Linked DNA regions of Homo sapiens: region 1 is linked to region 2. The links are chromatin contacts, found by POLR2A ChIA-PET in ENCODE. All regions are on one chromosome and are shown on one strand. Each heading gives the region's core, a stretch centred on a gene start or an enhancer-like site at or near the end of the contact. The rest is flanking DNA. Distances are from core to core; before and after follow the strand shown.

The links. ChIA-PET counts read pairs that join two places held with the same protein, here RNA polymerase II (POLR2A).
Region 1: POLR2A ChIA-PET joins it to region 2 with 10 read pairs in activated naive CD4-positive, alpha-beta T cell. The contact joins two enhancer-like sites. POLR2A ChIA-PET finds 5 or more read pairs at or near these places in 2 of 52 experiments (activated T-cell and activated naive CD4-positive, alpha-beta T cell).

What each region holds. Positions count from the first base shown.
Region 1 is chr9:131,628,050-131,632,663 of GRCh38, forward strand. It overlaps RAPGEF1 (Rap guanine nucleotide exchange factor 1), which reads right to left. Exons shown (of 27, transcript NM_001377935.1): 6 at 2,187-2,275; 7 at 1,053-1,205; 8 at 500-623; 9 at 1-47. Among named protein-coding and RNA genes, the nearest start is that of PRRT1B, 85 kb to the left of the region's middle. RefSeq lists enhancers at 205-254, 734-1,483. Within about 2 kb of position 2,467, at least 12 of the 41 ENCODE cell types and tissues checked have a DNase peak (open chromatin) inside an H3K27ac peak, as active enhancers do.
Region 2 is chr9:131,293,395-131,298,470 of GRCh38, forward strand. All of the region lies in intron 1 of PLPP7 (phospholipid phosphatase 7 (inactive)), which reads left to right. Among named protein-coding and RNA genes, the nearest start is that of PLPP7, 6.2 kb to the left of the region's middle. RefSeq lists a silencer at 3,748-4,042. Within about 2 kb of position 1,622, at least 2 of the 41 ENCODE cell types and tissues checked have a DNase peak (open chromatin) inside an H3K27ac peak, as active enhancers do.

The DNA of each region.
Region 1 (4,614 bases), core at 1,217-3,716, 340 kb after region 2:
CTGCCTCCTGACAGTCGCCTCTGTGCGTAACAGTCAACATCAAAATCCTCAAGTGGAAAAAGAAAAACAAAGCCAAATCACTTCTGAGAAACGGTGGCACAGACCAGGGGTGAGGCAACCGGTGCATTTACTTAGAGAAGGAAATACTGCCAGGCGAACTCAGAAACCACCTCTGACGTCAGTAGTCGAAGGACACATACAGCTGAGAAGCAGCCATCTGGAGTTTGTGGGGGGTGTGGCCAGGGAGGGCCCTGGGGCTGGACTCACCTATCCCCAGGAGACGCCCTTTGGCTCTGCCCTCCCTGCCCTGACCCTTATCCCCATATGGGAACTTGGACCGTGTCCTGGAGAGAGAGGGATGGGTACAAGGTCTCGCACTCCTCGATGTGACAAACACCAGCGCCTGAAGACCATGGGTTTCTTTCAGCTTCAGGAGCCACATCCCTGAGCCCCCCACCCCCTCCCTGCCTTCCCATGCAGGGAACAGGGGCTGCATTACCTGCCTATTGATTCCAACAGGCAAACTGGAGCCACTGGTGGCTCGGCTCATGGGGGCCACCACAGCCACTCGGGTAGGGGACGGCGCCGACTGTCTTTTCTTGGGTGGCAATGCTGGTGGAGGACTGAAACAGACCGAAACGTCCAGGCAGACCAAACCACACTCACCAAAGCTCTTCAGCGTGATATTGGGGTACAGGATGTGGGGTTCTTTCATTACTAGACTCTCCACACCCAATGTTCACACTTCAACTCCTGCCTACTCCCCTCCGCCAAAATAAAACCTGTAAATACCAAATGAACAAAAAAGAACAACCCTTTCTTTTTCTTTCATAATAAATCATACCATGTCTCCCTGGGCTGAGGGCACAAGGAGGCCTTCAGGAGAGCTCAGGGTGGCCAGCGAGGGCCGGCGGGGTGGGGACAGCTCCAGAGTCAGCCTCCCAAGGGGGGCCAAGCCCTCAGCGCTGAGGGGAAAGGGCCCGAGCCCTGTCTTCCTCCCTTTCTTTCTCATTCTGCCATGGGAGGCACTGGACAAATAGGAAGGTAATTACCTATTATCAACCACCCGAATGCCAGGCAGAGGAGGCTTGGGGGGCGCGACCTCTTCATCCGTGGCATCTGGGAGGAGCTCAGTTGACTGTGACATCCCAGTCGTCTTGTTTAGGATCTCTACCTCGCGGTCTGTCAGGGGGAGCTCTGCTGGGCTGGAGAATTGGGAAGAACTTGGGGTTACAGAAGGTCAAAGGCGGGACAGAGCACACACAGGCCCTGAGAGGGTGAGGACGTGACCAGGAAGAACACAGTGGGTGAGGTGGGGCTGAAGAGCAGGCTCCCTGGATATAGAACCCTGGGGTTCTGGTTTGGTTGCTAATGAGCTACTGGAGCTTGGCTGTGCCCCCAACTTTGCACCTCAATTTCCTCATCTGAAAATGATCTAAGGGTTCTCTAAAATGCTCCAGGCCGGGCGCAGTGGCTCACACCTATAATCCCAGCACTTTGGGAGGTCAAGGCGGGCAGATCACTTGAGGTTAGGAGTTTGAGACCAGCTTGGCCAAGATGGTGAAACCCTGTCTCTACTAAAAATACAAAAATTAGCTGGGCATGGTGGCGTGCACCTGTAGTCCCAACTACTTGAAAGGCTGAGGCAAGAGAATTGCTCTAATCTGAGAGGAGGAGGCTGCAATGAGCCCAGATCGCACCACTGCACTCCAGCCTGAGCCACAGAGACTCTGTCTCAAAAACAAAAAAAAAAGCTCCAAATTTATGTTTTATATTTTTACCAGGAGCTTGGAGTAGAGATGAATATAAACCTTTACAACCATCCATGTCATCCTCAGTTTACTCTTGATCAAACAAGAGTGCTCTCAAGTCAAAGCACCCAAACCCAAGCCTTTAAAAGTTCTTTGTCATTATGAAACGAAGCTGCCCAGGAAAAGCACTGGTATGTGTCACTGGATGCGCTCACAGAAGATCCTTGGAAACAGTCATGCTGAAGGGTAAACTTGAGACAGGGCAATACTTCAAGCCTGTGTGAAATATACACACACTGCTAACCACTGAAAAAGGAATATGGGCCTCCAGCAGCCCACCCTCATGCTGCCCACCCCACCGGGCCCTATCCTTGTCAAGTGCAGACTTTGCCACTGAGCGTGACACCCGCGACACGAGGGTTAGTCAGCACCTACCCATCAGGCTTGCTGGCAGGGGAACTGGGCTTCACGGGGCTCGTCGGAGACGGACGTCCCTGCTTCTCGATGGTGAGCCTGACCAGCTCCTACCCCCACAAGAAAAAGGCAATGAGCAAAGCTCCCGTCACCACTGAGTTTCCACCAGAAGGCAGGCAGGTGCTGTCTGTCCTCTGCTGCTGAGTCTCATTTCTGTGCCTACAGATTCCCCACGCACCATAAACGCAAGTATCACTTGCCTTAGGTAATCTGCATGACTTCCCAAATGTCCCCTGCCCTCCAAAAATACCTTCATGGCATGTCAAGTTTCAAATGCGTAAAGGCACTTCCTCTTGGAAGGGGAAATGGCAAACCCCAGCCTCTCAAAATGATTGTTTATCACACAAATTAAAATACTCATCAGAACAGGTTCCCAGTCAGTTTGTTGGGGAATAACTCTGTTCCTAGTTCTCTAAAGCCATTAGATCATATGCACGATGATGGCATGGGTGGTTTCCCAAGGCGAGCTGGCCACAGGTGTGGTGGAGCTGCTAGCTGGTGGGGGTGGGGTGAGGGCTGGCTGGGATCCTTGTCAATGGAGAGGGAGTTAAGGGGAGATAACCCAGCAAAGAAATCACTTTAGAACCATTAACTGAGAAAAACAGAAAAGAAAAATAGCCTTTTTCAAATCGTAGCAAAAGAAAAAAAAGGGAAGACATAAGTGCCCATGTGTTTTTTTTTTTAAATTAGAATGCATTTTTTCCCAGTTTGATGAGTTTTGACAACTGCATATACCCAAGTAAGCGCCACTAAAAACACAAAGAACATTTCTATCACCGTCTCCAGCCAATCTGCCCCGCCCCAACTGTTTAACTTCTATTATCATAGATTACTTTTGCCTGTCCTAGAACTTGATATAAATGGAACCATATCATACATACACTTTTGTGTCAACCTTCTTTTTAAAAACAGCTTTATGGATATATAACTCATATGCCATTAAATTCACCCATTTAAAGTGTACGATTCAGTGGTTTTTAGTCTGTTCACAGAGTTGTGTGACCATCAACACAATCAATTTTAGGACTTCTCATCACCCCATAAGGAAGCTCCGCATTCCCCTCGACCCCCAGCCCCTGGCAGCTGCCAATCCATTTCCTGTCCGCACATCTTTGCCTGCTCCGTCCCCCGAGCTCAGCGTCAACAGCTGTGCTTCGTGTGGGCGAGGCGCCTGCTGCTCGCTGCCAGCAGTGTTCCCACTCGTGGATGCACCACAGCTTCTCCCTCCACCTTCCTGTTGCTGGACATCTGGCCTGGCCAGGGCCTGCATGTGTGTGATGAGGGGCTTCCAGGCTTTCAGCAGAAAGCTGTTTCCAAGTTACAGAGGAGGTGGCAGCGGATGCCAGTGGGCAACACAGTAACCAGAGACCCTGAACCAGCGGCTGCCAAGCCTCTCCAGACTCAAAAAAGCACCACACACAAAAAAGGCAGCGTATGCTGCAAATAAGGCAAAGAGTCAGTTACCATCCTTTCCAGCGCAAGGGTTCTTTCGAAAACAAAAAAACTAGAAGGTGAACACGCCGAAAAAAATATCAAACAAGAAATTTACAGATACCAATGGTCAATAATCATAAGACATTCACCACCTTGGATGGTAATAAAATAGAAACTTCCAGACATGGTAGGTGGGAGCACCACTTCAGACAGCCTCTCCAGAGGGATGACTTATCAGTATATATCAAAAGCCTTAAATATTTGCATTATGAGAATTTTGCACCAGGTGCAGTGGCTCATGCCTATAATCCTAGCACTCTGGAAGGCTGAGGCAGAAGGACGGCTTGAGCCCAGGGGTTCGAGGAGCACTGAACTGTAATCACACTCCAGCCCAGGTGAGAGAGGTGAGAGATTGAGACTCTCTCTTTTTTTTTTTTTGAGACAGAGTCTCGCTCTGTCGCCCAGGCTGGAGTGCAGTGGTGCGATCTCAGCTCACTGCAAGCTCCGCCTCCTGGGTTCATGCCATTCTTCTGCCTCAGCCTCCCGAGTAGCTGGGACTACAGGCACCTGCCACTGCACCCGGCTAATTTTTTTTTTTTTTTTTGTATTTTTAGTAGAGACGGGGTTTCACCGTGGTCTCGATCTCCTGACCTCGTGATCCGCCCGCCTCGGCCTCCCAAAGTGCTGGGATTACAGGCGTGAGCCACCGCGCCCGGCCAAGACTCTGTCTCTTAAAAAAAGAATCCTGTCCAAGAAAAATGTCATGAATGTGTGCAAAAATTAAACCACAAAAGATGGTTATCACAGAATATACATAAGATTACGTATCATTAATGTGGTAATTTTGAATAGTTCAACATCCCACAATTAAATATTTGATAATATGTATCAATTACATAAGTCATGATAGAACCAGACAATGGGCTGACCATTACGTTGTTATTAAAGACAAAGT
Region 2 (5,076 bases), core at 372-2,871:
GAGCAGGCCGGGTGGGTCTGGGGACCCCGAGGTCACTCTGTGGGGATGCCAGCCCAGACCTCGGCTTGGTGGGAGAAAATTGCAGCAAATGGCCAAGGCAGGCTCTAATCCTGCAGCTCTGGTCTGACCTGCCAGGAAGGAAGGTCCCACAGTCCCCTGCCCCGGGGAAAGCAGACTGCCCACTGAGCACACGCTGCAGGTTCCATCTGTCCTTTTGTCTTTGGAGGGCACCCTTCAACCCTGGAGCACAGGCTCTGGGGAGAGACTGGCTATTGTCCAGGTCCCTGCTCTGACCCTTACTTGCTGTACGCACATGCTCAAGTCAGTTCCTGTCTCTGAGCCTCAGTTTCCCTATCTGGGGGCTGAGGGGGATGTGGCAGGGATGTGAAGGGAGATGGCAAAGCATTTGGCATGGTGGGTGCCATGCCACACGGTGACATCACTGCAATACTGAAGGGGGAGGGAGCCCTACCTAGCCCTGCCCACCCGCTCTGGCCCCGTGGCACTCAGCTAACCCCCAGGGGCAGTCTCTGGGCTGGGAGCAAGACCTCCGAGCTTGCAGTTGGGACCTGGGTTCCACTTGGCTCTGAAGAGGCAGACTTGGGAGCTTGGGAAATGGGAGCTGCAGCTACGAGGCCTAGGAAGGGTCCTGCTGGGCCTGGGGAAGTTCTCTGCATGCTCCCTGCTTGGCAAGCAGTCCCATGCCCTCCCTGCTTGCCCCTCTCCTAGTGCACACTGTCAAGACTCTAGAAAGCTCAGAGCCAGAAGGGGTCTTAGCAGCAGGCAAAAGTTTGGACTCCACAGGCAGCCGGACCTGAGTGCAAATCCCAGCCCTGCTGTGGGAACTCAGGCAAGTGACTTTGCCTCTCTGAGCCTCAGTTTCTTCATCTGTCAGGTGGGTTGTTGGGAAATCTCCCTGATGAATCACACATGAAGTGCTTGGCACTTACTGATGTTGGTTAACGGTTAAGTAGCAATGATTATCATCATCATTATCACCGTCATCATTGTCAGAAGTCCAGGACCAGCCTCCTGCCAGGTACCTTCCAAGCTCTAGATGCCTTGAGACCACCTGTCCCCTTCTCCCTCCCGAGCAGCACCCAGCTTGATGATCCGAAGGGAGCCAGGTGACAGGTGACAGGTGACCAGGCCCATCCCAGTTCACTAAGCCCATCCTTGTTTCCTCATGGGCCTGTCCTGTGGTGGGAAATGCCTCTGGTCTTGTTCCTTGATCTATGTCCTTTATGAAAGTATCTTTTTGTTTGTTTGTTTGTTTGTTTGTTTGTTTGTTTTTGAGACACAGTCTGTCTCTGTTGCCCTGGCTGGAGTGCAGTGATAAGATCTTGGCTCACTGCAACCTCCGCCTCCCGGGTTCAAGCAATTCTCCAACATGGTTTCGTTATGTTGGCCAGGCTGGTCTCGAACTCCTGACCTCAGGTAATCCACCCACCTCGGCCTCCCAAACTGCTGGGATTATAGGCGTGAGGTGATCCACCCACCTTGGCCTCCCAAAGTGCTGGGATTACAGGCTTGAGCCACTGTGCTGGCCTATAAAAGTATCTTTTTTTTTTCCTTTGAGACGGAATCTCACTCTGTCTCCAGGCTGGAGTGCAGTGGTGTGATCTTGGCTCACTGGCATGAACCCGGGAGGCGGAGCTTGCAGTGAGCTGAGATCGCACCACTGCACTCCAGCCTGGGCGACAGAGTGAGACTCTGTCTAAAAAAAAAGTATCTTTATTGAGATTTTCCTGAATATGAAAACTACTTTTTTTTTTTTGAGACGGAGTCTCGCTCTGTCACCCAGGCTGGACTGCAGTGCTGTGATCTTGGCTCACAGCAACCTCTGCCTCCCTGGTTCAAGTGATTCTCCTGCCTCACCCTCCCGAGTAGCTGGGATTACAGGTGCCCGCCACCACGACTGGCTAATTTTTGTATTTTTAGTAGAGATGGGGTTTCACCATGTTGGCCAGGCTGGTCTTGAACTGTTGACCTGATGATCCACCTGCATCAGCTTCCCAAAGTGCTGGGATCACAGGAGTGAGCCACCACGCCTGGCTATGAAAACTACATTTTTATGTCATTTTTTATTGTGATAAGCTATACATCACACAAAATTGATCATTGTAGTCATTTGAAGTGTACAGTTCAGTGGCATTGAGTCCATTCACACTGTTGTGCAGCCATCACCACCATCCATCTCCAGAACTCTTTTCATCTTTCATCTTAAAACACAGAAGCTCTGTCCCCATTAAGCACTGACTCCCCACTCCCCTTCCCCCAGCCCCTGGCAACCTCCATTCTACACTCTGTCTCTGTGGATTTGACTGTTCTAGGGACCTCAAGTAAGTGGAATCGTACTGTATTTGTCTTTTGTGGCTGGCTGATTTCATTTAGCATGATATCCTCGAGGTCCATCCATGCTGTAGCGGGCGCCGGCATTTCCTTCCTCTCTAAGGCTGAATAATGCTCAGTTACAGGATGGACCACATTTCGTGTATCCATTCGTGCACCCATGGACACTTCGGTTGCTTCCACATTTTAGCTGTTCTGAGTAACGCTGCCGTGCGCACAGGTGTATATGCATCTTCTTGAGCCCCTGCTTTCAGTTATTTTGGTTGTATACTCGGAATCGAGCTGCTGGATCACAAGGTAATTTTGTGTTGACTTGTTTGAGGACCTGTCCTACTGTTGCCCACAGCGGCTGCGTGATTTTACATTCCCCCAGCAATGCCCAAGGGCTCCCATATATCCACATCTTCACCAACACTCATTATCTGGTTTTTCAATCAGAGCCATCCTAATGGGTATGAGGTGGTATCTCTTGTGGTTTTGGGTATTTTTTGTTTGTTTTTTGTTTCGTTTTGGGGGTTTTAGTTTGTTTGTTTTCTGAGACAGAGTCTCGCTCTGTCACCAGGCTGGAGTAAAGTGATGCGATCTCGGTTCACTGCAACCTCCGCCTCCCAGGTTCAAGCAATTCTCCTGCCTCTGCCTCCCAAGTAGCTGGGACTACAGGCGCCTGCCACCATGCCTGGCTAATTTTTCAGAGATGAGCTTTCACCATGTTGGCCAGGCTGGTCTCAAACTCTTGACCTCAAGTGATCCTCCGGTCTTGGCTTCCCAAAGTGCTGGGATTATAGGCGAGAGCCACGGTGCCCAGCCTACACATTCTTGTAGTAAGAAAAAATGCAATGATTACAAGGCTAGATCAAGAAGAAAGTGAGCCTCTCCCTTAAACCCTCTCCCAGGAAGAGCCTCTGCCGCAGCTTGGGTCACGTGCCCCTGGATTTTTCCCCGTGCGAATGCTAATGTGTGATGTGTTTCTCAGGCTGTGTTTTGCCCGGTTTGGCCTCACTCTCACAGCTGTGGCCCTCCCACCTGGAATCCTGATCTGGACCCTCCATGTCCCTCGCACCAGCATGAGGGGTTCAGATGCTCCAGATAATCTGTTCTGGCAGCTCTCCCATCCCCTGCCCTCTGGCTCTTGCTCTCAGGGACAATTTAGGTGACAGCCTCTCCACGAGGCTTGTCTAGCCTGTTCCTAACTGAGGGGTATTTAGGCTGATCCCAAATCTTCGCTCAGATACCCTCCTGTGGGAAACCGCACATGCTACCTCCTCGGAAGTAGAGGGGTTCCCTCCCCAGCCTCCTTTCTCAGCATCTCAGTGGGCCTCAGTGCAACAGTCAGTCCCTCAGGGGGGCCTTTGGCCACCCCCAGGCCAGGTCAGGGCCCCTTAATACACTGCCCTGGCAGCTGTCCACACAGCGGATGCAAGAGAAATGCAATAGTTTGTGGTGCCAGTAGGCAGGGTCTGGATCAGCATTGCCCACCAGCACAGCTAGTGATTTCATGTCCCTGGGACCTGCTCCTAGCAGGACCTGGTGCTCAGCAGAGTGAATAACCAGCGCCATCAGTCTTTCTATTGATGATCCTGAGTGCTTTGCACACCACTGGTCTTCAAAGATAGGGAGAGCTGGCTTTAGCAGGTGGAGTCTTTTTTTTTTTTTTTTCTGAAGAGAGTCTTGCTCTGTCACCCAGGCTGGAGGGCAGTGGCGCGACCTCAGCTCACTGCAACCTCTGTCCCCCAAGTTCAAGTGATTCTCCTGCCTCAGCCTCCTGGGTAGCTGGGATTACAGGTGCCTGCCACCACACCTGGCTAATTTTTGTGTTTTTAGTAGAGACGGGGTTTCACCATGTTGGCCAGGCTGGTCTCGAACTCCTGAGCTCAAGCTATCCGCCTGCCACCGCCTCCCAAAGTGCTGGGATTACAGGCGTGAGCCACTGTGCCTAGCCTGTAAAAATAACTTTTTAAAAATGTGCACAAATAATGCGTGCTTGTGGCAAGAAAGATTTTAAAGTGCAGAATTACAAGAAGTCAGTAAAAATCACCCCTAATCCTCTTGCCCAGCAAGAAGCATTGTTAGCATTTAGAGCAGTAGCTTCTAGATTTTTTTCTCTGTATATAAGCACGTTTGCTTACATACATATCTTATTTTATGAAGATGGCATCCTACTGGAAATCCTATTTTATAAGTGGCCTTTTCCACTTAACATACCCCATGGCTTTCTGATATAGTCGGGCTATAAATATACATGGGCCTTATCATCTGCAGTGGCCACAGCATGCTCTGGTGTCTAGATTAGGCCACAGTTTGTCCTGTCTGTCTCTTGAAGGGCGCTGGGTCGTTTCACGTTTTTCGGTGTTATAAACAATGCTGCAGTGAACATCCCGGGCCATGAATCATGGCCCACATCCCTAACGATTTCCCAAGGAGATATTCCTGCAAGGGGAAGAGCTGAGTCCAAGGGAGACACGTGGAGGAGAGTTCTGATTCCGAAGCCAAATGCCCTTCGGGAAGTTCAGACCGATTTACACACTCCCTGGGCAGTATATGGCTGGCTCCCAACCTTCCGGAAGCCAGAATGGGGGATGAGAAGCAGGATTGACTTCCCAGCCCAGGAGCACTGGGACCCCTCCTCCCAACCCAGCCGGAGAGAGACATCTGCCCACAAACCCAGCCCTTCGCAGCCTGCAGGGCATCCCAGAAGCCCCGTCCTTGTTCCTTGCTTTAGAACAG